2 separate regions of the Homo sapiens genome follow, and region 1 is linked to region 2. The links are chromatin loops, found by intact Hi-C in ENCODE. Cell type or tissue: heart left ventricle. All regions are shown on one strand. Links, peaks and the distances in the headings refer to the core of each region. The heading gives the core; the rest is flanking DNA.

Region 1 (12,438 bases), core at 1,970-9,969, 630 kb before region 2:
CAGAGCTGGGCTTTCTCTGGAGGCTCTCGGATGGAACTGGTTTTCTTGCCTTTTCCAGCTTCTAGAGCAGCAGGCATTCCTTGCATCACTTGGCTCATGACACCTTTCTTAATCTTCAAAGCCAACCGCACAGCATCTTGCCTCAGTAGTTACACTGCTTTCTTCTGTGTCGAATCTCCCTGTGCCTCATAAGGACACTTGTGGTTGCATTTATGGCCCATCTGGATAATCCAGGATAATCTCCCCATCTCAAGATTTTTCACATTGGCAAAGTCACTTTCACTGTGTAAAGTAACATTGTCAGGTTTCAGGGATTATGGTATCTGTGGAGAAACATCCTCGTGGGCCATTCTTCAGTCTACCACAGACTTCCATTGAAATTACTTCATATTATAGCAGAAAATACTAACTGAGAAAGAAAATGGATGGTGCCTCTGTTGGAAAGAGGTGAAGTGTGAGAAAGTGTATTCAGAACTGGAAGTAGAGGAGTGGATAATTCAGAATGGATTGTGAGAGTGTGTGTTTGGCCTCCTGTTTATCTCACAGGCACTATTTGTTGCTACCACTGAGGTTGTACAATATTGAGCCTACATATACATATGTGGATCCCTGGGAATACCCTGAAGGCATGAGCTCAGGCCATCTGAATAGGTTTATTCAAGGAACTACATAATGTCTCTATTTGGCAACAGGAGCTACCTCCTTTGCAGTCACAATGGAATCCACCAAGTCACAGGGCCATCTTTAGCACCTGGCATGCTGCTCCTCATCTCTGTATCCAGGAGTTAGAATAATTTTAAGATCTAGAATTTCCATTTAAATGGTCATTCACTCTGTCTTCTGGACGCAATTTTTTTTTTTTTTTTTTTTTTTTTTTTTTTTGCCGGGCTACAGTCTAATTCATTCTCGAAGTGCAGCGCATCATGACTTACAATCTAATTCGTAAGCAAAGTACATCCACATGCATTTTTTTTTTTTTTAAGATGGAGTCTCACTCTGTCGCCAGGCTGGAGTGCAGTGGCATGGTCTTGGCTCGCTGTAATCTCCACCTCCTTGGGTTCAAGCAGTTCTCCTGCCTCAGCCTCCTGAGTAGCTGGGATTATAGGCACGTACCACCACACCCAGCTAATTTTTGTATTTTTAGGAGAGATGGGGTTTTACCACATTGGCCGGTATGGTCTCTATCTCCTGACCCTGTGATCTGCCCGCCTCAGCCTCCCAAAGTGCCGGGATTACAAGCGTGAGCCACAGCAGCGACCATGCATTTTTAATCATCCAGAGCCAGTGACCTATCCTCATTTTTCCATACATGGTATATCAGCCGATGGCACCTAAACTGCCACATGCTAGTCCTATGATTTCTTATTGATCACTGCTTTCCCATTCCCAGGACTCTAAAAAGTTATAAGTTCTTCAAGTGCAAATGTTTTCACATTATCTTTTTATGTCTTTTAAGCTACTGACAACCACCTCATAACACCAAGCTGAATGTCATTCCACATCTTTGTATTTCAAATGAGCACCACTGTGAACAGAAACCCAATCTAGGACTTATGTACAAGTTCTGCTGTGTTTATACATTGCTGTGGGACCTTTGATAAATCATTTTCCAACTTCGAGTTTCAATTACATTATCTGAAAATCCCCCATTATACCTACTGTCCAGGGTTAAGGTTAGGGTCAGGGAAGGCCATGGTTGAAAAGGCATTTTGAAAGGTAATACTAGTGTAGGGTATTATTATCACAGAAATTATCACCTTTAATTAGGCTATATAAATCTTATAAAATACTTCTGTGTTAGTCCATTCTTATGCTGCCATGAAGATATACTGGAGACTGGATAATTTATTAAAAAAAAGAGGTTTAATTGACTCACAGATCTGCAGGGCTGGAGAGGCATCAGGAAATGCACAATCATGGCAAAAGGAGAAGCAAACATGTATTTCTTCACATGGTGGCAGGAGGGAGAAGTGCAAGCAGGGGAAATGCCGGAAGCTTATAAAACCATCAGTTCTCCTGATACCTCACTATCATGAGAACAGCATGGAGGAAATTATCCTCATGATTCAATTACCTCCCACTGGGTCCTTCCCATGACACATAGGTATTATGGGAACTACAATTCAAGATGAGATTTGGGTGGGGACATAGCCAAACCATATCAACTTCTTTAAGTTAAATCAAAATACTATAGCTTTTTATGAGTATTGATAAATGAATAGAATTGTTGAGTAGGAAAGGATCATAGGTATTATATGGTCGATATCCCTGAAAAAATAAGATAGTTTCAGTATGGTCACAGTCTAGTTAACGGTGAATCTGGAAATGAAGTCCAGATCTTCTTAGTTTAAAGCAGTGGTATTCCACCACTCCATAATACTTATAATAAAGGTATGAAGACTTCTTTATTTGTTATTCCTACACTCACGTGATTAATGCTTTATCTTTGCTAAGTTTATAAAATAAAAAAATCTGTTTCATGGTACTCTTAAGTATTTACACAGTTATTAAGGTTTTCTTATTATTTTATTTTCAAGGCCAAATTACTATTTTGCTTTGCCTTAGCAAATTGCCATTTATAAGAATGTCTGCTTCAAAATCAGAATGTTGTTGTTGTCGTCAGTTTGCAATATGTGCCGACGAGAATCTTGCAAATATAGACTGTGTTACTTTTTGTTGGCTTTTATTTTTTATTTTATTCATTTAGGTTTTTTTGTTTGTTTTTCAACTTTTATTTTAGGTTCAAAAGTTACATGTGCAGGTTTGTTATATAGGTAAATTGTGTGTCACTGGAGTTTGGTATACAAATGATTTCCTCACCCAGGTAGTGAGCATAGTATCCAATGGGTAGTTTTTCAGTCCTTACCCTCCTCCCACCCTCCACCCTCAAGTAGACCCCAGTGTCTATTGTTCCCCTTTTTTATCCATGTGTATTCAGTGTTTAGCTCCCACTTACAAGTGAGAACGCGTGGTATGTGGTTTTCTGTTCCTGAGTTAACTTTCCTAGGTTAATGGCCTCCAGCTGCATCCATGTTGCTGCTCCAGACATAATTTTATTCTTTTTTATGATTGTGTAGTATTTCATGGTGTGTATGTTTCACATTTCTTCATTCATTCCACCATTGATGGGCAACTAGGTTGATTCCACATCTTTGTTATTGTGAATAGTGCCGTGATGAACGTATGAGTGCATGTGTCTTTAGTATAGAATGATTTATATTCCTCTGGGTATACACCCAGTAATGGAATTGCTGAGTTGAATGATAGTTCTGTTTTAAATTCTCTGAGAAATCTCTAAACTACTTGCCACAGTGGCTAAACTAATTTACATTCCCACTAACAATGTAGAAGCATTCCTTTTTCTCTACAATCTTGCAAATATCTGTTATTTTCTGACTTTTTAATAATAGCCATTCTGACTGGTATGAGGTGGTATCTCATTGTGATTTTGATATACATTTCTCTACTGATTAGTGATGTTGAGAATTTTTCATATGCTTCTTAGCCACATGTACGTCTTCTTTTGAGAAGTTTATGTCCATCACCTATTCTTTAAATGGGGTTGGTTATTACTTGTTGATTTGTTTAAGTTCCTTATAGATTCTGGATATTAGACCTTTGTCAGATTCATAGTTTGCAAATATTTTTATGCTCATGGATGAGAAAAATCAATATTGTTAAAATGGCCATACTGCTCAAAGCAATTTACAGATTCAATGCCATATCTGTCAAACTACAAATGTCATTTTTCACAGAGCTAGAAAAACTATTTTAAAAGTCATGTGGAACCAAAAAAAGAGCCTGAATAACTAAAGCAATCCTAAGCAAAAAGAACAATGCTGGAGACATCACACTACCCGACTTCAAACTATATGACTAGGCTACAGTAATGGAAACAGCATAGTACTGGTACAAAAAGAGGCACATAGACCAATGAAACAGAGTAGAGAGCTCAGAAAGAACGTGACACATCTACAACCATCTGATGTTTCACAAAGTCAGCAAAAGTACACTATGGGAAAAGGACGCCTTATTCAATAAATGGTGCTTGGATAACTAGCTAGTAATATGCAGAAAATTGAAACTGGACTCCTTCTTTCCCAATATACAAAAACCAACTCAAGATAAATTAAAAACTTAAATGTAAGACTTAAAACTATAAAAACCCTAGAACAAAATCTAGGACATACCATTCTGCACATAGCCCTTGGCAAAGATTTCATGACAATGTCTCCAAAAGCAATTGCAACAAAAACAAGAATTGACAAATAGGACCTAATTAAACTAAAGAGCTCCTGCACACAAAAGAAACTATCAACAAAGTAAACAGACAGTCTACTGAATGGGCAAAAATATTTGGTTTTAGAAAGGATGAAACCAAATTGTTACTCTCAGGTGACTGATTATATACATAGAGAACACCAAATAATTTGGATATAAGACACCTCATTCTCTCAAAAAACAACATTTTTATATGTCAGAAAACAAAAGAATGTAGGGGAAATATTACTCTTAGCATAGAGAAAATAGCAATAAAAAATTGCAAGTGACAAGGAGAGCATAGTGCTTATGGTCATTATTGTAAAGGTATGAGTTCCCACCTGGAATATGATAGCAAGATAAGGGGACGGGCCTCAGCAGGCAGTGCAAACTGATCTCACTGCAGCTTAATACATAATGAGTGTCTTCACACCTCATTGATCTCATCTGAGGTCTGGTTGAAACAGTAAATTGTTCATTTTCATTGCTGACTAGAATTCCACTGGATGAATATGCATTGATGGAAGAATGGACAATAGGCTGTTTTGTTTTTGTGTTAACTCGGTTAATAGTTAGGATTGTGAGGACACAGGTAGGTGTATAATGCCCAAAATTTGAATCTGTCTCATCTCCTCTATTGCACAGAATACATAGCCTAGGTTGAATGATTTGTTTCTGGGTCTCCGTGGCTGCATCTCTTCAACTGAAGTCATGAAATCATGAATCACAGATTCTGAAATGTTGTTTAGAGACTTAGTTAATCAATTGGGGTAATACTTCAATCCATTTGTGTATCAACATACCTAGAAATTCCTACTTATCTACCTTAAAGACTATACATTTGAACTTATATTTGAACTAGTTAAAAGCATGAGTTCAGGTAAAAAGTCACATAATTACCAGTCTGGTTTTGCTCTAAGGCAAAATTTTGTTTCCCTGCCTTTGAAAAATTGCAGTGCCAGGGAAGTGCTAAGTTGTATTATTATGTCAGAAACATATTTGGGACTGGTGTATAAATTGTGATAATCCCAGAGTCTTTCAAGGAACTGAAGGGAATGAATAGATCTATTTTTTAATTGGTTTGGACAGCTGTCTACACAGCTGCATCCTGGCTATTTATCTTTGCCCAGTCACATGGTCCAGGACATCTGTCTGTGCTACTTTCCACCCATGAGAAAACTAATGAGGTCATCAGATACGCACTTTAGCCAGAGCTGGAAAGGATCAGCTAACACTGGGATGACTGCTGGCCTGGCTTTTCATGACATGGTAGGCACATGTTTTGTAAAATATCTCATTATTTTTAGAGTGGCAATTCCAGAACCTGTGACACAGGACACATCTTTTGTTTGGGGTGAGCACAACATTTGTTTCTCAGTTAATCTCAGATGCTGGCTAATGCCATGTGAAAAGCTAAATGTTGACAATAAAGCTACAGGCTCTCCCTCTACTCCTGTTACCTCTACTACTGGCCTTTCTCCCTAAGCCTTTCCTGTCCAAATCCTGTTCATTTTTAAATAACCAGTCAAAATGTAATCTCCATTGTTAAGCCTTATTCTCTCTCGAAGTTCACATTCTCTTCCTGCAGAGTTTCCATTGAGCTTTGTTTTTATCTTGATTGGTATTTGTGTTCTCCATGTCTACTTTTCTTATAAAAACAACTGAGATAATGCCATATTTATCTTTGTGTTTGGTATGTTACAGTACTGATGAGTAACAAGGTCTTGATCTTTGTTGAATTATTTTATATTTCTAGATGAGTTATGGGGAATCCACTAAAATTATTAAGGAGGTCTTTTTGTGAATATCCTGAATAAAAAGATAATTAGTGTTAGAGTATCCTTGGGCAGAAGTACACTAAATATTACTGTCTACAAAATAATTGTATAATTATTGTAAACCTAACAAGTGAATATAATCCTACTTTATTAACAACAGGGATAAATTGCAGACTTAGACCAGGAAATAGGCTGAAAAGGCAAAACTCCAAAGAATATTAATGCAGAATTACATATTCCTGGAGACAAGTTGCAATCCAAGCAGTGTTGCAAGGGCAAGATGTTATTGAAAGGTTTCCTGTAGGTGTGTTTCTCTATTCATTTGTGAGTTTATTTGGAAAAAAACTATTCTAATGGATCTTTTGGATCTGCACTGGTTCTCTGGAATGGAGTTGGTCTAGAAAATGAGAGACTAATATGCGTTTCATAATTCTATAAAAAGCTGTCATCACTGTAGCAGGGTGACAGGTCAGTGGACTCAGCTGTAGCATAACCTTGGAGTGGGCTAAAGAAAGTATAGTGAAGTAAGGGAGATTTACCACCTTACTGGAACTAAAAGAGGTTTGAGGACCTATATTCAGAGTGGAGGAAGAGATGGTCAAACATACTTCCATCTATCAAGGATAAATTACTCCCCCATCCCAACCTCTCATACATGCATAAAATATCAAATTATGTGGTGTTGAGCAGGAAGATAAGCAAGGAAAAGTCCAGGAGGAAACCTTTGGTAGGGAAAACCATGGCGAATAGACTTGGGAACTATATACACAGATGCCCAATTGGTTTCTTTTTCTTGCATTGTATTTCCCTTATTCCACCCTCAAAGCTTTAGAAAGTATTGCTAAAATTTCAGTCTTATGTTTGCTGTTTTGGGTAAAATAAAAAGTGGAGTATGTGGTTAAGTTTTCAGTCTGTTGTTTCCTGATCTGAGTAGATTAAAGGGAGGAGCTTAGAGTGAGGGGACAGGGGAGAGTCACAGCAATGTGGAGAAGGAAGGCAAGAGTGAGCCAACAAGGGAGGCCAAGCAGAGACACCAGAGACAGATAACCACACAAAAACTCTGTTATTTAGTAGGAGTTCTATCCTGCGGTAACTGGACATACAGTGGCGGGCAATGATAGTGACTGGATGTTAAAGGTAGAATAATCTGAAGGCTGGAGATGAACTCTGGGAACACTGAGTTCATTCACTTCTTTTCTCTTAAATAGCCAGGTCATAAGTAGGAAACATAAGACTAGCCAAGAAGGAACTAATATAACAGTATGAATTGTTGACTTCAAGAGGGCAGGTGACATCATAGTGTGTGTTACTTTGAGAATGACATGGAAATAGACTGGAGTATGGAGAAAAGGGGAAAATGGGAAATATCTTTCTTTCTGGTGGGTCAAGGATAGCATTGGGTGATCTGCATGTCAGTGAAAATGTTTCAGCCCTTTTTGTCACTACAACATGATGTGGGAAAACAAATAAACCAAAAAGCAATTTAAAAAACATCAAATATTTAGTCATATATGAGAAGATCATTTGTTTCTTTACTGCCTTGCTTTGAAGGATTTTATATTTTATTGTTTTAACTAAAGCAGCAGGATTCACTCAATTAGGTAGGAAATCTCTAATCACAGACTTCCTCCTGACTCCTATGGAAGCTAATAAGAAGATCATTTACTCCTTTATTGTCCTGTTTTTGGGGATTACATTTTTTATTGTTTGACCTAAAGCAGTTGGATTGGCTCAAATGGAAAATCTCCAACCACAGCCTTCTTCCTGGCTCCTATAGCTCATGTGTGACCTTTGCTGTTGCATTGTGGAGCTTCCAGCACAGGCCTTGGCTGGGGCTTGTGGGCACAGATGCTGTCCCCTGAAAGGGCTTAGAAACATAAAATGAAGGTGGGCCAAAATAAGAGGCTCCTGGCTCGGCACATATGATGAGCCGGATGGAGGTGGAAAATTAGACATAATTGCCTCCATGTCATCCAAACTAAATGCCATTTAAAAAACTGCATATGGATTTTGTTTCCCTTTTGATTGTTACGGTTTTTAGAGACATCTGTGAGCACTTGTGGATATGGAAAGCAGGATGCCAAGGGTATAGTTTTGTAAAGGTTTTATCTTTCAGAAGAGAAAGCACTGAGTTTGGAGTCTGGATTACCAAGGGCTTAAATGTTGGGTTAGAGTGCCATTTCTACTTAGGAAGTGTGTTACTGTTGGCCAATTGCCATAATTCTGAACTGCAGATTCCACACATGTAACATAAAATAGTAGTACATTTTATGAAACCAACCAGCCCTATTGCTCATGTTCTCATTATTAAAATACTTCAAGACCATCAGACACCTCCCTGCCTGCAGGACAAGGTCTGATGTCCAACACTGATTAAAGGGAACTCTCTGGTCCTCCATATCTCTCTCTAATCATATTTCTCATACTTCCACTCTGACCCTTCACAATGCTTCCTTCTCTCCAGCCATCCTTGCTACTTGCATCTGACACTATTGTGCCAACCTGTCTCCTGTCTCCTTGCTTTTGTTTTCAGTGCTCTCTGTGTCTAAAATGGTACTTTGCTTCCCTAGTGAATTAACCAACTGAGTTATCCCAGGTCCTTTTTGGAGCTTCAAATCTTAATTATTTTATGTAATTAGCCTCCCACCATTAAAAGAAATTCCAAATACAATTAAGCACCTCTCTTTTGAGTTCGTTGTAACTTAAAAGTTTTTACGTTCCTAGCATGTAACATAGAACTTAATATACATAAAATGCTTAATGCTTTTGTTGAATGGATGGGCCAGTGAATGGGAAATTAGAAGTCATGAGATTGTATATTCATGATGTGGAAAGAAGCTATACTGACCACCAGTTTATGTACCACCCTCACGCCCCAGCCTTCCACACTCGCTATAGTATTTCCATCAAGATTAGAGGTCCAGCACCATCAGGAATGCTCAGAGAAAATGTGAGGCTTGAGTCAGGCTTTGAAGGGTGGTATAGGTACAGGGGAGATTTGAGGGAGAACTAGCCAGTGATGACAGCATGAGTTCAGGTAAAAAGTCACATAATTACCAGTCTGGTTTTGCTCTAAGGCAAAATTTTGTTTTACTGACCGACAGCTTTAGCTACTTGGACGTGCCCATCAGAGTTCTGGCCTTGGATAAGGGGTGCAGAGTCTATCACTCACAAAACCCTATGTCACTCAAGCTCTTACCTTTTTCAAACAACCTCCATCTACTCTTCTCCATTGTGGGGAGGATCACTTCTGTTCCGAGCTAACTTCTCCAACACCTGCTTCTACAATCCCAGCTCACTGGTTTAAACTTTAAGGTACATAAAAGTATTTTCCTCTGCATGGGCTATGAACATAACAAAATTTTTCTCTCCTTTAATGGTGGGAGACTACAAGTCTGGCCAGAGGTAAGCACAACAATAGTAGGGGTGAGAACTAAATAATGTCTGCTACCTATGTATTTTCCCCTTGTCAGTGTATACATATGCATCCATGTCCTGCTCACTTTAGGGTTATGTGTTGCCTTCTATGCTTTTGCTGAATGGATGGGCCAATTAATGGGGAATGAGAAGTCATGGGGTCATATATTCATGATGTGGAAAGAAGCCATACTGATCACCAGTTTAAACACCACCCTTGGGTGCCAGCTTTCAACAGTCGCTACAGCATTTCCATGAAGATTAGAGGGCTAGCACCATCAAGAATGCTAATAGAAAATACTTCAAGGCCCTAGAAGGCATTGAAGAATTTGTTTCTAATTTAGAATTTAAAGGTCTGAATATTGTCCTTCCAAGGAAGGAAAGAAGGTTGGAGAGGAATAAGTGATAGAGAAAATGAATTTTTCATAAGAACAAAACAGAAATTGCAAATGCAATGTTCTTGTTACCTTTACACAAAGTTCAAATATATCTTTTTGAAATATAAATTGAAATGTTGCAAAACTCCTGGTGCATTTTTTTGGAACTCTAGATTTTAGATATTAAAACTTAAAATCCAGTTATTTATACCATCCCACCAAAGTGAACTCAGCACTTCAGAAACAGACCAATGACAGTGTAAAGCCCTTTCTGCCAGTTGACAATTCCATTTTCTAGGATTTGAAGCAAGTCTTCGTAAAAACTAAGACTATATTTCCACAAAGCCAAAAAAAAAAAAAAAGAAAAAAAAAAACTAGTCAAGGTAATTTCCAAAGAAGTCACTTAAGATATTTACCTAATGAATTAAAAAGGCAAATTTTGATGGATATATTTGAACCCCTCTATCAGCCATTTGTGTGTTATATGGACACATCCTTAGGAATTGCTATGCGTGTGAGTTAAAAATTATGCCTGTAGCACCAAATTATCAGATCAATATAACAGTGTTAGGATTCCTGACCTAAAAATGTAGCCAAACCAGAGAAACAAATGATGCATGAAGCTCAGTGAATTCTCCAAAGATCTGAAGTATTTGGAAGTATGACCTTGTGTGACCCAAGTCATACTGAATATCTCCTGAGGCAATGTACACTTCTTAGTTTTATTTCTGATATTTAGAAAAGAAGAACACAAATCCGTCTCTTCAAATGCAAAATTCAGTCATCTAAATAAGACAGACACTTCCATTACCAAAGTTTACTGTTCTGTTTAGTATGTTCAATGAAAAAATCTTGACTATATTTCAAATCACACTTGCTCTTACAGAAGTAAAGACTGACATGCTTCCATTCAGACTTGGGTTTGTTTTCACATGGTGAGAATACTTTGTTTTCCTTTTAAAAAAATAAAATGAAAAAAAAAAAAAAACAAACACGTGAGCTCCAATGAATGCACACAGCAATTTATTTTGGTTAGGTTCATTTGCTTGTCATTCTTTTTCCTTAAAATGAATGATGCCAGGGATTCAGACAACATATTTCAAGCTGTAACCAGGTTTTGCTATGTGCCTTTCGGTGGCCTAACATAGGCTATGTGCATACTTCAGTTTTAAGTAACTTGTTTCAGAGATGGAGTGCCAGCTCGAATATCATATGTTTCATAGCTATCTATTAGCCTGCTGTTGGTAGGTAACACAGATATTTTTGATTTTCTTGAAGAGTAAAAACTGGCTTTGTGCAAATACTAAAATCTAAGGCTACAAGCGTGTTTCACTGATCTTTTATTAGTAAAGCAGTTAGGTGTCAGAGGTCCCCAGTCATCCTCTGAGAGGGAATTAATTTAGAGGGGAAGAGGTCATTTTATAATTCTCTAAAGCTGAGTATTCCATAAAGAATGCGAATTGCTTTAAAGAGCTGATTGGAAATCTTCATGTCAGGGGTTTAAAAAAACTTAAAAACTAGAGTTTGGTAAGAGAAACTCTATGCCTGGTGAAATGTCGTCCTATTCATCTCAGCTACCACTAGGAGCCAGAGCTCTTATCTCTGAGTGGCTTCTGTGTTCTGTGTTCTTTTTTTTTTTTTTTTTTGTTTCCTTACTACTGTGTTTTAAAGTCTTAACATTGAATCTGATTGCCCAATAAAGCTCTGTGGGCTATCTGAGTTTTACTTCTGTGTTTAGTGGAAAAAGTACCAGGCTTGGAATCAGGACTGCAAAGCCATGTTTGACAGTTGTGTGATCTTGAGATATTGCTCAATTTTTAAAAATAGAGATGTCATAAGATTCAAATAAGCTAAAGCATATAAAAATGCAGCCTACAAAAGGGTAGAAAATATTTAACATCAATAATTTAGATCGCAACACCCCATGACAGAAAATGGGTAAAGTCCAACAAGGTGACACAGAAAGGAGGCATAGTCGGTGACTTCAGCAACGTGGGATGTGCTTTTTCAGGCAACCTTCAACTAAAAAGTTGCTCTTTCAATGCCAAAAGTCAAAGTTGTGAAAGTGCTTTTCAAAATATAGTCCACATCTAGTAGTATCTGGACTGGGTAGGATGGCTATCCTAAATGGATGTCAGCAGTACAACTATTTCTATCTACAGGAGTCACTTGTTATAAAAGGACATTTAACACCATACAGCTCCAAAAAAATGTACAATGAGGTTAGAATAAACATGAATGATTTCATTGAGTCATGAGCCAATGGTGTTAATCTACCCCCTAACCCTTCCCTAAAATAAATACCTGCTTTTATTAAGAAGAAATGTATTATGAATACTGAAGCATTGAAAATATGATTGAAGTTTTTCTTTCTTTTTTTAAATGATTCTTTTCAGCCAACAATCTTGTCATCTTTGCATTTCTTACATTGATTTGGCTTTTCTGGGAGAGGAGGTGTGCATTTGCTTCAGTGTAGGTGGAGCAATTTGCAGGTAGGGCTCCTCAAGATGGTTCATCACTTGGGCTACAGTGGGGCTGTTCCCTGTCTACCTTTGGGGTTTACCTGTACAACTGGGCAGCATCTCAGTGGTGATGGTATGTATTCT
Region 2 (12,438 bases), core at 2,905-10,904:
AAGCCCATGGCATACCCATGGGTTCTACCTGGGTGTTGTTGCTGGTTATTCTGGGTCCAAGCGCTCTTTAGTCAGTGAGAGATGAGTCCTTCTAGACTTTCTTTCAAGGCAGCAGGTTCTCTTTTGGCCCAGGGTATCTAGAAATGTCATCCATGAGCTGGGGCTTAGAATGGGGACCTCACAACTCTACCCAGTGCCGTATCCTACTGTGGCTGAGCTGGTATAGTTCTCTTTACTCTTTGATCTCCTCTCCTTAAGCAGAAGAAAGGGGTTACTTTCATTGCTGCAAACTGTGCAGCCTGGGGTTTGGGTAGGGGTGGCACAAGCCCTTCCTTAGCTGCTCTGGCTCGTGTCTCCTTAGGTCATGTGCCACACTAGTCCCCTGTCTCTGAGCCCAGTTCTGCCCTAGGACTTGCTTAAAAATTGCTATGCTTGTGTTTTAAAGTTTACCTAGGATCCCAGAGCACTTTGGTCTGTGGTAGCAAGGCTTGCTGAGAAACCCAATTTTCAACTACTAGGAGGGGTGATTCCCCTCTGGCTAGGGCTTATTCAAATACTCCTTTCACACATGGGTATTGGCTGAGCCCTACACGACTTTGCTCTCTGCTACGACAAGGCAGTGCCAAATTCAGTACAAAGTCCTCCAGTCACTGTGTTGCCCCTCTCCAAAGTGCAGAGAATTTCCACACCACAAGGCTACTGCCAGGGAATAAGGGAGGCATGACATTGGTGATTCAAGTCTGTCTCTCTGACCCTATTCAATTCCTCTGTTAACAATATGAAGATAAAACCAGATACTGTGATTACTCACCTAATTTTTGGTTCTTGTGGTATTTTTTGAGTGCAGATAGTTGTTAAAATTTGATATTCCTGTGGGGGTGGCGGGGAACAAATGGCGTAGTCTTCTATTCTGCATTTTGCCCCACCCTTCTCATTTTTATTTTAATTTATGATATTGCTTTAGAAACCTTGGTGTTTCATAAATATCTTATTAAGACTTTCACTGTTCTACTCTTCTCATTTGCAAGATATTGAGGTAAACTTTATTTCCAATGCTAATGACTGACATGTAAATTGGGTTGACATTTTGGATAGAAGGAACCTAGATTTATCTCAAATATACTCGTTGTGATTAGCAATTTTCCATAACAGGGACAGCCTCAAAACAACAGCAACAAAAAGCTTATTGCATACTGTCAAAGCTCTAAGGGGAAAAGAACCTTGAGAAAGTCTCATTAAATTCATTCCACTGGTTTTAAGATAATAAATAAAAAATAATGAGAAGGAGCCTTTTCAAATAACTTGTAGTTATTATAGGATTATTCAGCAAAATAACATGGTACCCAATCTAAATGTACCTCATCTATCTAGGCTAAACTTTCCTATTGACATATATACACACATACATACAGACACACAGACACACATGCACACACACACACACACACACACACACACACATTCCCTTGGGAAAGGGGTAAAAAACTACACATGCTATCTTAAAATGTAGGTGATCCATGTTTTTCTATTTGTCCATTTGCAGAGAAGGGTGCTCTCTTTCTATCTGGTGGCTACCTAGACTGTTCATTGTGGTTATTTTGGTTGAATTAGCTCTCATCAGACCAATATGGTATCAATTCTTTTTAGTATGAGAGATTTTCACTTTTTGTGATTCAGGACAGCTTGCTCCATTGACTAATTATTTTTCTCTCTGTTCTTCAGTTAGGATAGGTTTTATTGATCTATCTTCAAAATTTGATGAAACTTACCTTTTGCATCTCCATTCTTATGTAACACTCATCCAATTCATTAATTTGTCAATGATTGACTATATTCAAAGTGTACAGTGTGATAATTTTATATTTGTATATATTGTGTAAGGATTACCACAATCAAATTAATTAATATATCCATTACCACTCATGCTAAACTTTAGATCCCAAGAATGTTATTTTCAGTTATTGTACTTTTCAGTTCTAAAATAATTCCTATTCTGCTGCTAGAATTTCTTCTTTTTCTTCATCAACATATTTTTCTTTCATCCTTGAGCATAGTTTTAATAGCTAACTTAAAACCCTTATCTGCTAATTCTAACATGTTGGTCATCTTAACTCAGGCCTTGGTTGTCTTTCTCTTGAAAATGGGTCATGTTTTCATGTTTTTTCATATGGTAAATGATGTTGGATTATATTCTCTAGTAAAGTGTAGTTGGAAGGGAGGAAATAGGAATGGAAGCAAGACTTCTCTGCCTATGCCTTTTAAATTTAGTTTTGAATTTTAATTATGTAAGTATTTTACATATTCAAAAATAGAAAAGGAATGAAACAAAGCTTAATATTAAATAAGAGAAATAAATTAACCTATATAGACTTATATGTATGTATATGTATGTGTGTATGTCCGTGTGTGTGTGTATATATGTCTGTGTGTGTATATATATATATAAAATATTAATGATAAAATCACTTGAAGTGACTTTTCAGCAGTCCTTGGAAGAATACCTTCAGAAATTCAAAGTAATTTTCATCAAATGTGGCAAAGTAATTTTAAACTTTCCTGAGCTTTATGGTTAATAATATTAATGAAATTTGAATTGTGAAACTATTTTGTGTATATTGCAGAATGAACCACATAAATAAATATATTCATGTTATTATGAAACCAAAGGGAAAGTACATTTTGTTATAATTTGATAAAAAGTATCTCTCTATATAATGTGTGTTTCAATAAAAAGTGTCTAGAAGCTGCAATATCACAGCAGCAGTGAGTATGTCCAGCATCCAGATGCTAGTTTCTTAAAAAATTTAACAACTCCTTGTAAAAGTGGTTTATTCTAAGTCCCAGGTAGGAAAAATATAAAATGAGCCTGGTAATACTGTGCTAAAAAGCAAGGAAGCATTCAAAGACTAATGGGGGTGTTTTAAAAGGAACACTGGAGCCATGTTGAAGGGGGTCTAGATTGCCAAATTTCTAAAAACTGGAGCATAATGAAGAATTATAACATTAATCAACTGTACCAATATGAATACATAAAAATTCATGAGACTATAGCATTACTCAAAAAAAGAGGATCAAGGGAAAACTCATTTACTGTCATTGGAGTAGTTCATTTTATCAAGTCCTCACTGTAACAATTGCGTTTTAAAAAAGAAACATGCACACACACACACACACAAACACACACACACACACACACACACACACCCCATAGGGTTTTTAAATTCTTACTTGCTGAAAAAAAGCCATTCTAATATAGAAATATGCCAGCAAATAAACATACAAATAGGGGTAAATTTTTTAAATTACATTTTACAGTTTCCAATAACATCATTAATTCAAATAAAGATCATCAATTTTTGCATTAACTATTAGGACTATTTTATATTATTCTATTTGGAGTCAAAGCATTATCTTGTAAATTAGTAGCTAATTTGAAAGAAAAAATATGTATCTTTATGGAAAGTTCTGACAATCATCACTTTAACCAAGTAAGCAATCTTAGAATACCTGATACGTACAGCAGGACAAGCTGACTTTACCTGTCTCATGATGCGATGCAATAGAAAGTATTTTGCATCAGTATGATTCATTCTTGCTAAAAATATTGATCTAATCGAATCAAAAATTTAGGCCCATTTTTTATACTAAATACAGAGGAAAAAAAAAGTTGAAGGATAGCTAAAGGAAACAGATAAATTGACAATAGTAGGACACCCTGCAATACAATTGTTCTCCTTAGAAAGTCAATTTCGTAAAATACAAAAAATGTAAAGAATCTGTTTCCAATTAAAAAGACTAAAAAGGTCTAACAATAAAATATATGAGTAAAACTTGATGACATTCTCGTTCACAAAAACAAAACCAAAAATAAAATATATGGCAAAGTAAATATGGATGGATTATTGGATATTAGCAAATTATTAAAGTTCTCTGATATGATGGTAGTGTTACTGTTATGCTTGTTCTTATTTTTATGAGATGCATGCTGGAGTATTTAGAGGTGATGTATCACAATACCTGCATCTGACTTCCAGATACATCCATGCGTCAGTAAATAAACAAATAGAAATAGGATACATTTAGCCAAACTTTGATTGTTATTAGCTCTTGGTAGTGGGCATATGGGCATTCATTGTATTATTTTTTTAACTTTTTTATATTTGAAAGTTTTCTTACTATATTGGAAAGTGAGAAAGTTATAAATATCTGTGGGATTTTGAAATTTCTTAATACTGTATAAATGTGGTTTCCTCATACCACATTACTTTATAACAGATAACTTCACTGTTACATGTTTTTCTCATTCACTGTACCCTGTAGTTTCTCCTGTCAGCTTATCTCCTCTTATGTCTCTAAACACACTTATAAATCAATGAAATTAATCACTATTGTTAATACACATTATATGCACATCTTTGCTGTTATCTGTCTGCTTTTCATAGACATTTTCTCTTCCAGATTATTAAAATTCTGTCTATTTCAAGCAAAGCGTTTCATAAAGTCTTTTCAAATTCCTTAGCCAGATGTTCATTTCTCCTCCTTGAATTCCATTACAATTTTTGCTTTTAATTCTCATTGTAGCTTAAATAGCATTATTGTCGTATGTTTGTGCATTTTCCCGGCCTTTTCACATCTTCTACTTTGTTGTATGCTCCTAGCTCCTAGAGTGCTGTACACTAACTAATTATAATCAATTCATTATTTCAATTATAGTATTTATTGTCTGACACTGTGCTAGAATGTGAACGTGCAAAGATGAATAAAAAGTTTTATAGAGTAGATATTGTTGAGAGCTCCATGAGCTTATATATATTTAATTAAGACAAACTTGAAAAAGGGGTTTCTTTTCTTTTTTTCTTTCTCATTTTCTTTTATTTTTCTTTTGTTGTTGTTGTTGTTGTTTCTGAATTTACTAAGTTTAAAGCGACTAGTACGCTGTCATTATCTGCCCTAAAAGGCAGGATTAGATAACATTTTAGATAACATTTTTTCTCTTACTCTCATATTGTCTTATGTAAACAGGTTTGTACTCAGAAATTACTGTTTTTAGTATTCATCTTGTCAGCTTCTTACTTGTTTCTTAGCTACTTGGAGCCCAAAGTATGGAAAAGAAAAACCTACTAGAATATCTACTTTATCTGTTCAAGGGTTCTTACCAGAAAATATTTTCGAGTGCTTTGACCTACTCTACTGTAAATGACCTTAGTGATAACAGTTTTAGATTGCCTATTTACTACCACAGTCTGGCCTCTATATCACAGGCAGTTTTTTTTTTTTTTTTTTTTTTTTTTTTTTGAGATGGAGTCTTACTCTTGTCGCCCATGCTGGAGTGCAATGGTTCAGTCTCAGTTCACTGCAACCTCCGACTCCTGGGTTCACCTGATTCTCATGCCTCAGCCTCCCAAGTAGCTGGGATTACAGGTGACCACCACCACACTGGCTAATTTTTTTATATTTTTAGTAGGGACAGGGTTTCACTATGTTGCCCAGGCTTGTCTCAAACTCCTGACTTCAGGTGGTCTGCCCACCTCAGCCTCCCAAAGTGCTGGGATTAAAGGTGTGAGCCATGGCACCTGGTCCCCAGCCAATTTTTACCCCATTCACTATTTCATCAAGGCTGTGTACATGTGAGACTTAATTTCACTTTTTTATATAGTACTGTATCAAACGTTTTATTAAATTCCAACTCAACTCTCCTACTCTTCTGTATCTGACATTTATTGTCACTTTTTCTGGAAAATCTGTCTACTTATTTGGAATAAATAACTGATCCAAAAACCCATAGTCAAATTTTATGACTTGGGTACTTCTGGAGCTTGAATATTATCACTAAATTCAGACATTGGATTTGCTGTACATCCCCAGAAATTTCTCAAAAAATAATAATTTCTAAATTAATTTAGAGTTTAAATTAATTTGGAAGAACTTAGAAAATATTCTGCCACCTTTACTTTTGCAATTCTATTAGTGCAATGGTTGACTTGTATATCCATCCATCACTATCAATGCAAGAGCTGAGTGAATTTCTAGTCATCATCTCAAATTTTGTGAGGTAGGTACCATGTTTTTCTTTGCTTTTATAAAGAAAATGCATTGCCTCTTGGATTCATATACAGGCTCAGAATGCTTCAAAATGTGTGAAACCTTGAAGTAATGATGCCATATCAAATGAACAGAAAATGAAGTGGAAAGAAGCTATCGCCTTGTGAATTTAAACACATTTTTCCTTTTTAATTTTATTTTTATAATATTTTAAATAGTGACTGTGAATCAGTCACTTAATCTCCCTGTCTCAATGTTATTCAGTGATAACTTTCTATAGTCTGTTTTTATATATTAGTTATCAAGATAATTTAAACTTAATTGGCTTCAGTATGAAGTTATCTTTTTTTTTCTTTTATAAAATTTAAAACATCCTTTAAAAAGAGTTTAATTCTCCAAGCTATGGAGCTGGGAGGAGCAATCATAAACTCGTAGATGAATTTCTGTTTAGGCCTTTCATATTATGGGTGTAAGTGTAGTAACTAATTAATTTTACCTTTCATAAGATCTTCTTCCAAAATTTGAAAAGGAATAACTTTTCTCTTCTTTACCTCTGAGGGGAAAATGTTCTGTTTGTACATCCAAACATTTAGGAAGCAGAATGATTAAACAAATATCGACAGACCCAGGATTTTCCAGCATGTGAAGATTTATGAGTACTACTAACACTGCTAGCAACAAGCAGGGAAACCATACTGAAGTGGTTTCCCGGATATGTCCTTGTTTTCTGGTTCTTTTTTGTTTTTTTTTCTATAACATTGGAGACTTGTAGCTGGTTGGATATATCTGTGTCTGTTCAATCTGAAAATTCTACCTTGGCAGATTGACTGATTTCCTAATGCTAAAGAATGAGAATAGATGTTATTATAGCACAAGAAAGGGATTATCATAAATTAATCAAGTAGCTCCTCTGCACAATTTCCTTAAGTATCTGCCACATGCTCAAAACAAAATTAGAGTAAATTACAGATCAGCACATAAAGAGGCTTGAGATATAACCAGACATTCAAGATACACCCATAATAGATAGGTTAACTATGCAATATATAAACATAACTACATATTTATTTATGTGCTTTATGTTATAAATAAAGAATGGATCCAAAGAAGTGGAAGAATAACAAGAGCTTCAAGAGCTTTAAGAGCTAGTAGTGGGTGGCTTCATAGAAATGTTGCCTCTTGATCTGACATTAAAGGGCCATGTATAATATGAAAAGAGAGAAGGCCAACTGTAGAGAGTACTGGGCAGGATACAAAAACAAACAAAACAAACAAACATCTTGTGTAAAAAGTAAGATATAAGTGTCATCAAGTAATAACAGTGTGAGAATTATATGTGATTACAGACATAAAACCAAGCTGTCTACACGCAGTCTCTTTCTCACATTGTATAGCCTTGCATTGTTCTTACTTCTGGTCATAACAATGCGAAGAAGCAAACAAACAAACAAACAAACAAATAAACAAACAAAAAATCTCCCCCACTGCCCATCTCCATCCTAGTTACTCATTTTTATTTTTTACCCAATCTGTTTTATCCTATAAACTACTGCTAATTAGTTTGTCTAAGCACTGCTTAGATTCTGTCAGCGCCCCTTCTCAAACTCTTAAATACTTTCATTGCCTATGGTATGATGTCCACAAATCTTATTCTAGTATTCAAAATCCTCAGTGATTTATCTCTAACTTGGCTCTCCCGGAATATTTCCTACTTCTCCCTAACTGTTTCCTAACCTCCAACTCAATCTGTTGACTTTGCTTAGAGTGCCTCTCCTATCTTCCAGTCATCAAAATTCCTCCAGAGATTCAAGGTGCACTCTGGTTTTTATCTATTCTGCTCTTTGGATGTTCCCCAAAGGAAATGATGGCTCACTTTTTAATATGCCTATGTTTATTTATTGCATTCCACTAGTCTTTAAACATGTATTTTAAACTCTAGTTAATTTTGATATCTTAACTTACTCTTTAGTTCAGGTAGAAACTATACATTACCAGTAGTCCGGGACTAAAGATTTAGTTTGTGCTTAACAAATGGAAGTGAACTGAACTAAATCAAATTGAATATACCATGCATGAGGAAATGTCTTGGCCTGTAGGATCCACATACGTGCAAAGGGAAATTGCAAAGACAATTGCTCATTTAATAGAAGTATTGTTCTTAATCTCAACAATGGTTTGAAAACTTACTTTAGCATATCATCTGGTGTGTTTCCAACAGAATAGCATGAAAGGACATTATTGTCTTATTTTACTGTTGAGAAAACTGAAACTCAGAGTGGTTATGTGCTTTGTTGAAACTGTCACAATTAGGGAATTCCCAATCTAAGCTTCCAAATCAATGTCTTCTCGTTTTAAGACTTGGGTTCATTCTAATAGACAACTGTGAAATATTCTTATCAAGTCATGTTAACTAGGGAATTCATGTACGTATCAATGACTGTAATTTTTTTTAATCTCTCCACATCTCACATGATCCAGTAAATTAGGCCATGTATTTAACAAATATTTATTAGTACTCCTCCCCAGCACACATACACACATACAAGCAAGCTTAGATAGACACTGGTATGCTCAAGAAGGCCTGAGCTCCACACTCCACATGGAGTTCTCTATGATTCTGGCGTATGGGGAGGGTAGTGGCAAATGCACTAGTTATCCAGTTGCTTCTCAAAACATCCAGGAATTAGATTTTTGTTGTTGGTTTTAAGTTTCTCTACAAATATTTGAGGTCACATTAAACATAATCTTTTTTTACATGAAAATGTACCTAATGGGTTTAAATTACACAAATTCAATGGCAGGGTTTGACTGAAAAATAAGTAATCAATGAATGAAAATTTAACACAAAGCCAGAGAGCCTTCATTGAGGTCAAAATAGAAACCAGACCTGAAGTCTGTATGTTAGGCATACCACAATTATAGTGTCTCTTTTGACATTATGGATATTGATGAACCCTCACAGGTCAGGAACTCAACCTTGGAAAATTGCTTATTCAAATGATGTACAATCTTGAAGTTGCTGAGTGAGCCATAGCTCAGCCTCTCTGTGAATATTCCCAGGGCTTCTCAGGCTGTTCTCAGATGGAAAAGTTGGCAGAAATGCTCAGCTTGCAGTACCCTACATTCCATTTGGATCAATTCCTAGATGGAAACAGGACCTAAATTATGTTGAATCATCTAAACATTTGGGGAGTGGGAGCAGTTGTGGCAATCGCCTCTAAATATATAAGGTGAAGGGAAATGATTTCATAATTTAATTTACTTGCTCCATTTCTTATGTTTACATGCTTAATGTGTTTTTATCCACAGTTGAGGATCCATGACTTTTAGTCCAAGGTTTTTTTTTTTTTTTTTTTTTTTTATTTACCAGTATCAGTACTAAGCTGTTGGTAGCAGTAAGCAAGTAAATACAGGATGGACTAGACATGGATTTATGGCTGTGAGACAGTGTACTCAAGGATTTCCAAGGAGAATTAATAAAGCAAGAATGTGTGTGCAGATAACATAACTGCTGCATGAGGTAAAAATTAGGTGAAAGCTTAAAAGTTTCTATTCAGAATAGAATAAAGGAAAATGGCAGATCCCACGTTGGTACTTAAGAAGGGCCAAAACACTATGATACAGAGTGTGAATAGATAGAAATGCTGAGGTTGAGTCAAAAGAAACAAAATGTAATGAAGACATGAGACAAAATTCATTGTCTATGAATTTTAAAAGACTTTTGCTTCCCACATATGATGAGGAAAAAATATTAAACACAGGAAAAGAAAATCAGATAGGAAGACTTGTTTAAATACTACTGAACCCAGGTTGTTTTTTATGGATAGGCCCATATAAAAGCATAGCAATGGCAGGAAAAGATGACCCCAACCATATTTTATCTATTCTTAACCTTGATGTTAAACACCTTTGCAGTGTGAGAAAAAAGTGACAGGAGAGTTTATGACTATGCCGTGTTCTCCAAAGAAACCCAGCCTTGCAGAGCCAGGCCTGTGAGTGCAGTATAGTAGAGGGAAGATTCAAATCCTGAACATCTGTGTTTTACCAAGCACTTTACATATACTGTTTCATGAAAGCCTGCAAGGTAGTTATGCATTGCACAAGATGAGGAAACCAAGTTGCAGAATAACTTGCTCAATGTCACCTAACCAATAATGGAGAATGATGAAGTTAAAATCATGATGTGTCTGTTGGCAAAGTTTGTACATTTTCTAGCCATGCTAAGCTGCCTCTTGGTTGGTAAGATTCCTAGTTAAATGAATAGAGGTCATTTTCTGAAGTTAATGAGAACTTGGAGTAAAGAAAAAGAATAAAATATTATGACAGAAAGGATGCTTACATAAAATAAGGGAGCTGTCTACACAGCAAGATTAACTCATCAAAGTATAATAATAACGAACAAGAAAAAGGTTTGAGAGAGCTGTGAGGCTGCTAATGATGAAAAGTGTGACTGCAGTTATTAATAAAATAAAAAATTTACTCTGAAATTCCTAGATATAACATCTTCTCAACAAATATAACCAGAAAAACATGCCCAAACACTTGAAGAACTGTAACATCAATTTCTTCCCTTATCACAATTAAATGTTTACTAGTTCATTCTTTTCCATATTCTTTAGTATTCTCAGAGAATTATGCATACTTTTTTACTCTCTGGAATACATTTCAGTGAAACATGTAAAATTTGAATAGCCTGTTATCTGATCTGGAAATAAATGTGCTTGCTAAATACTTCCTGAGCTTTGTTGCCAGTTGGACTTTCAACTCATGATTCCAACATTTCCAGGTTTTCCTTTCTACACTATCTTGTACAAATGAATTGTGCTGAATTTGTGGTTTATAAATGGTATTTGATTTCTTCACTCATGTTTCACCCTTTACAAAAATTCATAGCATCCTAAAGTTAGTTTGAAGGGAACACATTTAGTAGAGTTAAAGGAAGGCAACTCTGCAAAAGGGAACACAGGTAGAAAACTTGAAAAGACTAAAGGTGTGAGTATAATGGTTCCAAAAAGGAGACCTTAGATGAACAGAGTTGCTAAACACAATGTTAGAATTTAATGCTGGGAGAAGAGCAGAGTGAAAAAAATCACAGAACTGGTCATCACCTCTAATGTACTAGGCTTCCAACCAATTATATGACATTGAGAAAGTCTTCCTACCTCTTAAATGGCTGTTTTAAGGCTTAGGGAATAATATTCGCAAACAAGCAAGTCACAGATTTTAGTAGCTTCAACAACAGTGGATTAGCTGGGAGCTCATCTTCGTATCATGGGAGTGAGGGTGACAGAGCAACAATTCTATCTGAAACATTTCCAAACACCAACATAATACAGGAAAAAAAGAATCTGGAAACACATTCTTGGCTCTCAAAACTTCCACATAAAATGACAACATTACTTTTCTATACTCAAACAAATCATCTGCCTCATCCACCTTCCTTCAGGTGAGGTGAAGTGTGATCTTTTATGTTGCTAGAGTAGAAAAAGCTTGGGATTTTGGATAGTCCTGCTAATATAAAGTTTATTTTGTAACATCCTGTGAAACATACTGCTGGGAATGTACACATAAGAGTGAAGAGGCGATGCTGTGCATGAGTACTTTCTTGTTCAAAAAGAGTCCCTGCAACAGCTACTGTCACTGCCAGAAGTAGTGTTATCTCTTGGAGGCCTCCAAAATATATTGGTTTTAACTTAATCAATCCCTCCTGATGCTAGGAAGGTAGCACAGACCAGCCAATAAAATTGAATAATTCAGATTACAGAATTAACTCGTTAATGTCCATTTGTATCACTCCATGAAACAAAGCTCGGTCATAAAAAGACATAGGAAAAATATTTTTTTTTCATAAGAGAGAGGGAAAGTTTTCCAGCACGAGCAGCCAATGTCCGGGGATGCAATGCCTTTCCAAGTGACGGAAGGCAGTGAAAGGGTAACCCTAAAGCACTGAGTTTGACGAAAGAAGGATAAGGTGGAATGGTTTCTTGAATGAATTATCTTTTTCTTCTTTTTTAACAATATCTTAAGGCATAATTGATATGCAAAGAACTGCACATATTTAAGGTTACAATTTCATGAGTTTGAACACATGCAAACAATTGTGTGATACCATTACCACAATCAAGGTTATAGACATGTCCAACGTCTTCCAAAGTTTCCTTTTGTTCCTTTGTTTTTATTTCACTTTTTTATCTTGTTTAGTGATAAGAACACTTAACATGAAATCTACCTTCTTAACAAATTTTGAAGTGCACATTACCATACTGTTCACTAGAGGCACTATGTTGTACAGCAGATCTCTAGAACTTCTTCATCCAGCATAGCTGAAATTCTATTCATTGAACAACAACTCCACACTTCCTCCTCCCACCAGCCTCTGGCAACCACCATTGTACC

The links. Hi-C counts contacts between places; a loop is a spot of excess contacts. Peaks named below come from ENCODE experiments on the same cell type or tissue, not always from the same donor. Only the 100,000 strongest peaks of a DNase experiment are listed, where the experiment ranks them.
Region 1: a loop joins it to region 2, with 3 times the contacts of the local background. A loop is called at or near these places in 2 of 110 quality-filtered maps.

What each region holds. Positions count from the first base shown.
Region 1 is chr18:42,609,381-42,621,818 of GRCh38, forward strand. The region is part of intron 7 of LINC00907 (long intergenic non-protein coding RNA 907); the gene reads left to right. Among named protein-coding and RNA genes, the nearest start is that of LINC00907, 430 kb to the left of the region's middle. In heart left ventricle, for the core only: no CTCF peak of the experiment used is centred there; no DNase peak of the experiment used is centred there; H3K27ac peaks cover 1,011 bases.
Region 2 is chr18:43,237,989-43,250,426 of GRCh38, forward strand. No RefSeq gene overlaps it. Among named protein-coding and RNA genes, the nearest start is that of SYT4, 33 kb to the right of the region's middle. In heart left ventricle, for the core only: no CTCF peak of the experiment used is centred there; no DNase peak of the experiment used is centred there.